3 separate regions of the Homo sapiens genome follow, and regions 2 and 3 are each linked to region 1. Evidence: chromatin contacts called from ENCODE Hi-C or POLR2A ChIA-PET data. All regions are on one chromosome and are shown on one strand. The core of a region is the stretch at or near the end of the contact, and the rest is flanking DNA. Distances in the headings are between cores, read along the strand shown.

The links. Hi-C counts contacts between places; a loop is a spot of excess contacts on that map. ChIA-PET counts read pairs that join two places held with the same protein, here RNA polymerase II (POLR2A). Pooled maps may share reads with other maps.
Region 2: a map of naive thymus-derived CD4-positive, alpha-beta T cell shows a loop between it and region 1 (2.3-fold over the local background). The contact joins the promoter of PROX1 here to the promoter of SMYD2 in region 1. A Hi-C loop is called at or near these places in 1 of 168 maps with a recorded cell type or tissue (naive thymus-derived CD4-positive, alpha-beta T cell) and 9 of 50 pooled maps. POLR2A ChIA-PET finds 5 or more read pairs at or near these places in 4 of 52 experiments (H1, Panc1, T-cell and 1 more).
Region 3: a map of endothelial cell of umbilical vein shows a loop between it and region 1 (12-fold over the local background). The contact joins the promoter of PTPN14 here to the promoter of SMYD2 in region 1. A Hi-C loop is called at or near these places in 7 of 168 maps with a recorded cell type or tissue (Caco-2, ascending aorta, cardiac septum and 3 more) and 18 of 50 pooled maps. POLR2A ChIA-PET finds 5 or more read pairs at or near these places in 7 of 52 experiments (Caco-2, GM12878, MCF 10A and 3 more).

What each region holds. Positions count from the first base shown.
Region 1 is chr1:214,279,799-214,282,696 of GRCh38, reverse strand. It overlaps SMYD2 (SET and MYND domain containing 2), which reads right to left and starts at 1,538. Exons shown (of 12, transcript NM_020197.3): 1 at 1,270-1,538. The coding sequence starts at 1,442. It overlaps LOC124904509 (a long non-coding RNA gene), which reads left to right and starts at 1,661. Exons shown (of 2, transcript XR_007066876.1): 1 at 1,661-2,898. RefSeq lists silencers at 1,119-1,278, 1,309-1,428, 1,449-1,738 and an enhancer at 2,018-2,583.
Region 2 is chr1:213,986,550-213,989,447 of GRCh38, reverse strand. PROX1 (prospero homeobox 1) reads right to left here and starts at 1,475. Exons shown (of 5, transcript NM_001270616.2): 1 at 965-1,475. RefSeq lists enhancers at 91-594, 595-1,098.
Region 3 is chr1:214,550,195-214,553,092 of GRCh38, reverse strand. It overlaps PTPN14 (protein tyrosine phosphatase non-receptor type 14), which reads left to right and starts at 1,491. Exons shown (of 19, transcript NM_005401.5): 1 at 1,491-1,910. RefSeq lists enhancers at 365-1,185, 1,186-2,006, 2,007-2,828.

The sequences.
Region 1 (2,898 bases), core at 289-2,788:
ACAGTTCTGGCAGGGAGTCTGGGCAAGATTACTACAATATTTAGCCTTTGTCCCTTCTTTTGCTACGTCTTATTGTAGAATGAGGCACACAGGTCTGAGAGATTGAGTATGCTGGACTTGAGACCTGTACTCAAAAGGTCCCTGCAGGACCGCAGGTCAGCTTAATCCAGCCCAGGAATCTCCATTTCAAAGATGAAGAAACTGAGGTTCAAAGAAAGCAAATCATGGTCTCTACTCAGAGTACTGGAAGGCCTGATATAAACTTAACCCCAATGCCATGCCTCCTGCCTTAGTAAATTTACTGAGCACCTAACCAGTGAGAAATAGGCAGAAGTGAATAAGGCCAGATTTCACTCCCTTCACTACTGGTGTGAATGGATAAAGGTAACTCCACTTTCTCTCTGGGCTTTAGTTTTCTCATCCATTAAGTGAAAGACAAGACTGAATTGGTGATTTCTAATGTGCCTTTAAGCTCTGAAACTCTCATAAGAGTTGAGGATATAATTATGTGTTGGTGTGTGCAAATGTATATGCATCATATATACAAACACAGACACATATATACATATGGTATCTTACAATTAAATACCATTAGCAACCACACATCTTGCCCAATCCCTTCCTGCGACCATGTTTTCCTAATCCCAAACCGAAACTGGACACTGCAACTCATCGTCGCAGCACCTCAGAATCCAGGGGGTGTGGTCAGTGCCCACTGGCGTCCCTCCAAACACCCATGTAAGCGTACTTTAACATGTAAGCGTACTTTACAAGACATATACTAAGTCATTAAATTCCTTGGAAGAAACGGCCAATCTGAGGCAGGGCTGGACTGTGGGTAACAGAACACACCGCAGGAAGCATAAGTTAAAGGTGACAGCCCGTGGCTGCCCAAATTTGGGGCTCCGCTGCCAATGCACCGGGAGGGCAGTGAGTGCCCAGGCTTGGAACAAGCCTGGCTCGGAGCCCACATTTGAGGGCAGGAACCTGCACGCCCGGGTTTGCGCATCCAGCGTGAGCAACTCTGAAAACGTGCAGTGCAGGGCGTGCAGCGGGGCACCGGTCCTGTTTCCTCTCGCACGTGGCGCCTGGCGTGGGGCTGCAGCGCGGGGCCGCAGCGCGGGGCCTCCTCCCCTCCCCGCCCCCCACCCCGCCCCAAGGGCCGGCGCTAGGACCCCGCGAGCCGCACGCACTTCCTGGCGCCGCCGTCCAAGCCTCCCGCTCGGCGCCCCCGGCTCCCGCCCGCCGCCGCCGCCGCCGCCGCCCTACCTGGTGAAGCAGTACTCGCAGTGGTTGCCCCGCTCGTTGACCGTGAGCACGTAGGCATAGGCCGGGCAGGAGAACAGCAAGTCCCCCACCTGGAAGGGCTGCAGAGCCCGCAGCCCCCGGCCTTTGCCCGGGCTGCAGAAGCGCTCCAGGCCGCCGAGGCCCTCGGCCCTCATGGTGGCGGCGGGGCGCGGCCGCCGGCTGTGCCCGAGCTGCGGCTCCCGGCGAGCTGTTATTGGAGACGCGTCACCTAGAGCTGCGGGGGGCGGGGTGGGAGCCGCCCGGCGGACGCGGCGGCGGCTCCCCGCTCCCCGGAAGGGAGGGCGGCCCCGCCCGGGCCTCGCGCGCCCCCGCGGGGAGGGGGACGGGCCCGGCGGCCCCGCCTAGCGCCGCGACCCTCGGCGGCCGCCCCGCGCGCGCTCCGGGCCGTTTCCGGTGTGGCCGCGACAAAGAGCCGCAGCCCCTGTGGCTTCTGCGAGGAGGCGTGAGGCGTGTGCGCCTCCGCGGCGTCTCCACGGAGCGAGCGGGACGCGCCCTCCTCCTCGGTGGGAGGGAGGGGGGTCACCTGCGGGGACCAGGTATCCGAGGGCCACCCCTAGACAGTCAGCCTGGCCCGAAGGATGACCAGCCCCCGGTAAATAGAAGGGGGCGAAGCCAGCTCCGAAACCTTACGTTCGCTGTCCCTTGTAAAGACCCTAGAGGCAGTGATCGGGGAACGCCAAGGAGAAAGCGGCAGAGGGGAAACCACAGTAGAGAAGTTTGGTGTGCAGAGGGTTGAAGTGTGCTTTTCCAAGGTTAGAGGTTTTTAAACCTTGTGGCTTTAATGGGAACGTAGTTTGCCCTCTGCTCCTCTAGTGGAATTACATGGACGGAAGAGGAAATGCATTGGCCGGCCCAGCTCACCGAGTCTCTGAGGCATGCTGCGAACGTTGCAGAGGAAGCCAGAGAGAACCTTGCCTTCAAGGAATTTAGGCTGTTGGGGGATAATGCGATGCTGTGGCCAGTGTCCAGGACACTGCGCTAGAGTTTGCAGTAGTTTTAATATGCTTGACCACCCACGAACTGTGATCTTAGAAAAGTCACTTGGGTTAGGAGTCAAAGGATTTAAAGCCCACAAAGCCTGAAACGTAAATCCTATACACATGCACGCTATTACTTTTCATATGAGAAAGGAAAATATAATCCGTGTTCCACATGATTATGTAAAGACTGGAATTGATGTACATGCAGTAAAGACTAAAATTGTGACGAGATCATTTAGCAGAAACCACTACTTCAAAATAGGACCTCAAACAGTTACCTGTGTAAGTTCAGGACTGGTTGAGCAAAGGGAAAGGATTAATATGATTGGAGATGTAAAATCAGTGGAATTTTTGGCATTTCAGTAAAATGTCTTTATCAGCTGGGTGTGGTGGCTCAGCCCTGTAATCCCAACACTGTGGGAGGCCAAGGTGGGAGGATCATTTGAGCCCAGGAATTGGAGAGTTGGAGACCAGCTTGGGCAACATAAAGACCCCGTCTCTATGGGAAATTAACCACCTCTCAAGTGGTGCTGAGGTGGGAGGATAGCTTGAGCCTGGGAAGTCAAGGTTGCAGTGAGCTGTGGTGACTCCATTATACTCCAGCCTGGGT
Region 2 (2,898 bases), core at 226-2,725, 290 kb after region 1:
TGGGAGATTCATCGCCTCCCATTTCTGCTGCCCAAGAACCCCCTACTCTTACCCGGCCCGCGATCCTCCGGTCCTCCTCGTGCTGGTGTCCCAATCCCACCGCCACGCGACCCCCCGAGCCTCCCGGTGCCGCCTTACCCTACTCAACTTGACCCAGCCCTGGGTCCAGGAGCTCGGAAGAGGGGCGCCGCGCGCGTTTCCCGGGACCCATCACCGCTCCCCTCCAAGCCGGATTTCCACAATTCGGCTTCGACAGCGTTTTGAGACGAAAGTAACAGAGCGCCCCCCCACCTCCCTCTCTCCTCCTCCCAGTTCCCGGTCCTCTGCTGGGGTTAAAAAAGGAGAAGTGAAAGGTATGCAAATGACAAGCAAATTGGAAGAGCCGGGAAGAAAGGCAGCTATAATAAACAAGACAAAGAGAAAGGACAAGGGGACCGGCCCCGGAGTTTTAGCCTGGGGAGATCGGAAGGATGGGGTTTGGCGGAAAGCGGGGATCTCCACGAACAAAAAAGCGACCCGGTCCCTCTCGCGGTCCTCTCTCCTGAGAAGAGAGAGCAGGAGAAAGAAGGAAAGGGAGCAAACGCCTCCTCACACCCCAGAAACAGTACACAAAAGGTGACAAGATCAGCGACAAGTCCAGCAACATCAGCCTCCCCCCCATCGCCACCGCCACCCCCAGCCACCAGCAGGAAAGAGAAAGAAATAAAAGCCAAGAGGATCACTTACTCTTAGGAACTGGGAGGAGCGGAGCGCTGAGTTCCACGGAGGCTCCCGCTTAGAAACTGTTTAGAGGCTATTTTATTATGATTCATTTGAATAACACCATTTTCTCCTGGGGGGAATAATGTTTACACGGGTCTGAGTAATGGGAGGCTCTTTTCTTCCTTTCTCATTCAAGAACAAGACAGTGCAAGTGATTCTGGAAAAGGGGAGGGACTCACGAGGGGAAGAAGAAGATACTTACGCGGTGCAGGGAGCAGTGGGACCGAGCCTCTCTCTCTCTCTCTCTCTCTCTCTCTCTATCTCTCTCTCTCTCTTTTTTTTCCCCCGGCAGAGAGAGGAAAACACGCGAGTGCACACACGGTGATATCTTGCGGGTGATGAATATGATAATTGGACAAGGGACGGTGAGTCTGTGCGACAGCGAGCGAGCGAGCGGGGCGAGTGGGAGAGGGAGAGGGGAGAGAGAGGCGGGAGGGGAGGGGAGACGAGAGAAGAGGAGCAGGGGAGAGGCGAGGAGAGGGAAGAAGAGGAGAAGAAAAGAAGAGGAGCTAAGGGAAGAGGAGAGAGCAGGAGAGGAGGAGAGAGAAGAGCGGGAGGAGAGGAGAGAGCAGCAGAGGAGGAGAGAGGAGAAGGGTAAAGAAGAGAAGAGGAGCGAAGCGGAGAGGGAGCAGGCGGACCCGGCGAGAGCTCTTTTGCGCCGCTCTGCTTTCCCCGGCTGCAATGGTGTATTATTTCAGAGCGCTCCCTCAGCTGAGGGCTCCGCTCCACAACAAGATTTACTTTAAGACACAGCTGAAGGAAACAGGAAGACTGCACGTCACAGTCTATCTGACGTACCCGGCCCCAGCACCCAATCGCGAGGCGCCTTCGGATTCAAGGGGGGATAGCAAGGCAAGAGAACTTGGGAGGAAAAAAAAATATAAAAGGGGTGGGGGTGAGGGGCTGGGAAGAGAGGAGGGGAGAGGGGCCCTGCGCTCCCCCTCCCCGGCCTCCATCCCCGGCCCCCACCCCCACCCCCACCCTGCCACAGCTTCGGGACGACTGGATCGCCGCGCCTGGGCCGGAGCGAGCCATCTGCGGGCACTATGCAAAGCGGGAGACGGCGCGAGCGGCGCCCGGCTCACACTAGCTCTTCCAGGACGCAGGTCTTTTTTTTTTTTTTTCTTTTTCTTTTTTCATTTCCCAGATACAGCTGATCGAGTTCGCCGAGTGGCCGAGCGAGTGAGCGCTCCTCCGACTTGGGTGGAGGAAGGCACGGAAAAGTATACGGGAGAAAAAGTGGGGGTTTTAGGGGTGGGGGTGGCATAGGAGGAGGGAGGGGGGGATCTGCAAATCATTCCACTTTTTAAACGATCATAGGTAGTGTCAAGGATACGTGTCACCCTTGGTTCCTTTTAAAGGGGAGGTGGACAATAAAATACAGGTAGGTTTGGTATTAAAATAATAGGTGCCAGAGGTTTCACATCGGGTCCGCTGCATCTGTTATTAGACGAAGATCAACATTGGCTGAGTCCCAGTTTATCTCCAGTCCAAATTATCAGGAAGAGGAATATTTACCCTTGGTTACCTCTGACATTAGTTGGATTGTAGGTAAAGCAGCCTTTAAAAATATATATGTTGCAAACATCTGGCGATTACCCTTCACTAATTCACTCGCCCCAGAAAGACCAAAGATAGCTGTTCAATACAGGATTTACACAGTTTTGACGCCTGGGCAACAAACTTTAAAGTTTATTAGGCAAGAAATTTCAAACGCATAAATCGCAGGCTCTAAAATAAAGCCCTAGAAAATTTACTTTGGTTTGACATTTCTTGCTTGAAAAATAACCAGCAAAATTTCTTTAGATAATGTGGCTCTTAAAGATCTCCTTGGGCTTTGCAAGTTACAAATGCAAGCGAGCCTCAGCCGCAGCTAGAACGTCCCTTTCACCGGGCACAGTAAACGGCTTTTAATAAAGCAGCCGCGTTTATGACCTAAAGATCCTATAAAAGCTGGGACTTGCAAGAGCTGCGAAGCAGAAACATTCATACATAGTCTATTAGACACTCATTTTTGTAAGTAGGAGGAGGACAAGTAGTCTTCGTGTGTCCCTCAAATTTAATCAGATCAAAGGTTGAATCATGCTGTGTCGTGACAACAGGGTATTTATGAGGTGTGTTACAAGTACACTGGCC
Region 3 (2,898 bases), core at 242-2,741, 270 kb before region 1:
CTGCAACCTCCGCCTCCCAAGTTCAAGCAATTAACCTGCCTCAGCCCCAGAGTAGCTGGGACTACAGGCGCACGCCGCCACCCCCGAAACATTTTTTGAATTTTAGTAGAGACGGGGTTTCACCGTGTTGCCCGGGCTGGTGTCGAACTTCTGAGCTCAGCCAATCCCCCAGCTTTGGCTTCCCAAAGTGCTGGGATTACAGGTGTGAGCCACCGCGCTTTTTGGTTTCCAATTCTCTTCCCCAAGAGGCCAGGAATTTTTGCATGAGTTGCCGGACACTGAAGTGATTTGGGACAATACATTGTGTGCCAACGACTTCAAGGTCCCTTTTCAACAAAGGACTGGAATCTTACCGAGATAAATCCCAAGACATGTTTGTAGCAATGCAAAGGACCACAGAAATCTAGACAAATTATTTAATTTTGCAGCTACAGAAACCTAGGATCTCAGGGGCTGGGATACTCCTCAGTTATCCAATCGGGCAGGGCCTAAAACCCAGGTTCAGTCGCCTGGCTCCGAGCTTTTTCCATCATACCAGCTGCGTCTCATTAACTCCACCTCCGAAAGTGCTAAGGAAGTTCCCTCCCAGTGCCTACCCAGGCAGGGTGGGGCGATTCTGTGGCATGGAACAAACCGGGAAAACGACATTTTCCAACTCTCAGCACACAGGCTGCTTTTTATCATTCCTACGGGGCGGGAGGGGGCAGGGAGAGAAGGCTAAGACACCGGGTCCAGTACCCAGAGATTCTAGGGAGAGATCTCTGAGATTGCCTACTTGGTGAGGCCACCTTACTTTCTCCTGGTCTGTTTTCCCCTGTGGGGTGGCTGCATGAAACGTCCTGCTTGGAGGGTTCCCCAATATAAGGTGGACTATTCTGAATGTAGGTCGGGGTGAGCAAGTTCCTGCCGCCGCCCCGTCTCTGCGGTCCTCGGAAGTCTAGGTGGGCTCTTCCTTGCCTTGCCTCTTTCTCCCCAACGGCGGGAGCAGCCCAGGGTTGGGGTGGCTGCGGTCGCCTTGCTCTCTCCACTTCCACGTCTCTTACTCCAGGGAGTTTCATCCGGTCCTCCGTCCTCGGCCCCCACCTTTTAAAACATTTTCCAAAACTACCCCATTAAAAGTGTGCGACTTCTCCGGGCCTGCAGAAGGAGCTCCTGCAGCCCGGCATTCCTCGGATTCCAGCGCTGTGACGTCCCCAAGGACGGCGCGCCTCCAGCTCGGGAGCTCGGGAGCTGGGGCTCCACGTTTCAGCGCGCGCCCGCGGCGCCCCCGGCGCGCGCCCTCCCGGGCCGCATTCCTCCCCGCCCCCGGCCGCGCGCCCAGCGCTCCCTCCGCCTCCCGGCCCCCAGGGCCGCGGAGCCCGGCTCTGGGGTGGGGGAGCCGTGGCCGCCGGCGCCTGCTCCGTCCCCTCCCACTCGCACGGCCCCTTCCTCCCTCCTCTCCCGGCCGCTCGCATTTCCTGCCGCTCTGGCTCTCCCGGCCCCTCAAAGTTCTTTCCAACTTTTTCTCGGCGGAGTGAGCGCAGCGGGCGCAGACTCGGGGGCAGGTTGCTGTGCTTCTCCGGGCTCAGCCGCCTGCTCTCCTGGCTCAGGTCCTCGGGGAGCCCTAGACAGACATCAAGTGGCCACTGGCGCTCCTTCCCCTCCCAGCTGAGCCATCCTCCCCGGCCTCCTCGGGCGGGACAGCCCCGTGCTTAGGTTTTTCTCCTTTTCTCCCCCGGTGCGCCTCTGCTCGGACTCTCGCGCCGGGATCGCGGCGGAAACCTCCCTCCCCTTTCGCCTCCTGCGGCTCCTTCCCTTCGCCCCTCCTCCGCCAGTCACTGGAATCAATTCCGTGGGGAATCGGCTCCGCCGCCGCGAAGGACAGCCTTTCCGCGCGGGACTCCGGGGCGCCACGGGGGCCATGTAAGCAGGTAAGCCCCGTCCAAGCCGGGAGTTGGGCCCGAGGTTGGAGGCCGCCTTGGCGCTCCGGGCGCCCTGCAGATGACTTGGGCAGACGCTGGCAACGCCAACTTGCGATTGGCGCCCCGGGACGCCTGGCAGGGCAGCCTGGGGCGCGGGGTGGCCGGGCCGCAGGGGTGTTATCTCGCGGTGGGAGCTGCCCGCGGTGAGGCGCAAAGCTGGTCCCGGGAGCGAGCTGGAAGGTGAGCGCAGTCTGGGGAGTTTGTGGTTAAACCCACACCCTGGTCCCCTCTCTCCATTCCCTTCTGCGTTTTGGGAACGAGAGAGGGCCTCGGAAGGGCAACTAGAGATACCTAGACCTTGGGGGCTAGAGGATGAAAGACGAACGACGTCGCGGTCGCTGCAGCGGTAGGGGGATGCAGCTGCCCGACGCTCCCAATCACACCCCACCACCACCGGGAAGGAATCTTGAGGGGAGCGGAGTTTTCCTGCCCTCTCACTAGGCCCCAGTGGTGCCACCGAACTCCTGGGCGTCGAGGCTCCTACTTGGGTGGTCGAGCTGGCTCGTAGAAAAAAAGCTGTGGCCAAACAATTTCAGATCAGGTCTTCACCTCAAACTTCCAAAGTTGTAGGTATTAACAGCCTCTCCTTCCCCACGTGACCCCCAGATCTCAGGTTTGAATACTTGTAAATGGGGTTTACACCTTTTCGTTTGGAGAGAGCAGTGAGGTAACGCTGCCCCTATCTCCCTTTCCCTCTCACTTCCTTGGGTTCTTGTTCTCCAACCTTCTCATCCCCACCTACAATTTCAGAAATTGTGGGGTTTCCGCTTAAGTCTAGGGACTGGCTGTCGCAGGTTCTTTGTGAAGGTGAGGAATCTCTAGACTGCAGGTGCGGGCAGTTACAGAGTTTCCACCAATGTGTTAACTTCTTGAAATGGATTAGTTTACTCATTCATCCAACAAACCCAGCTTCTACTCTGCTAGGAACAGGATAGAA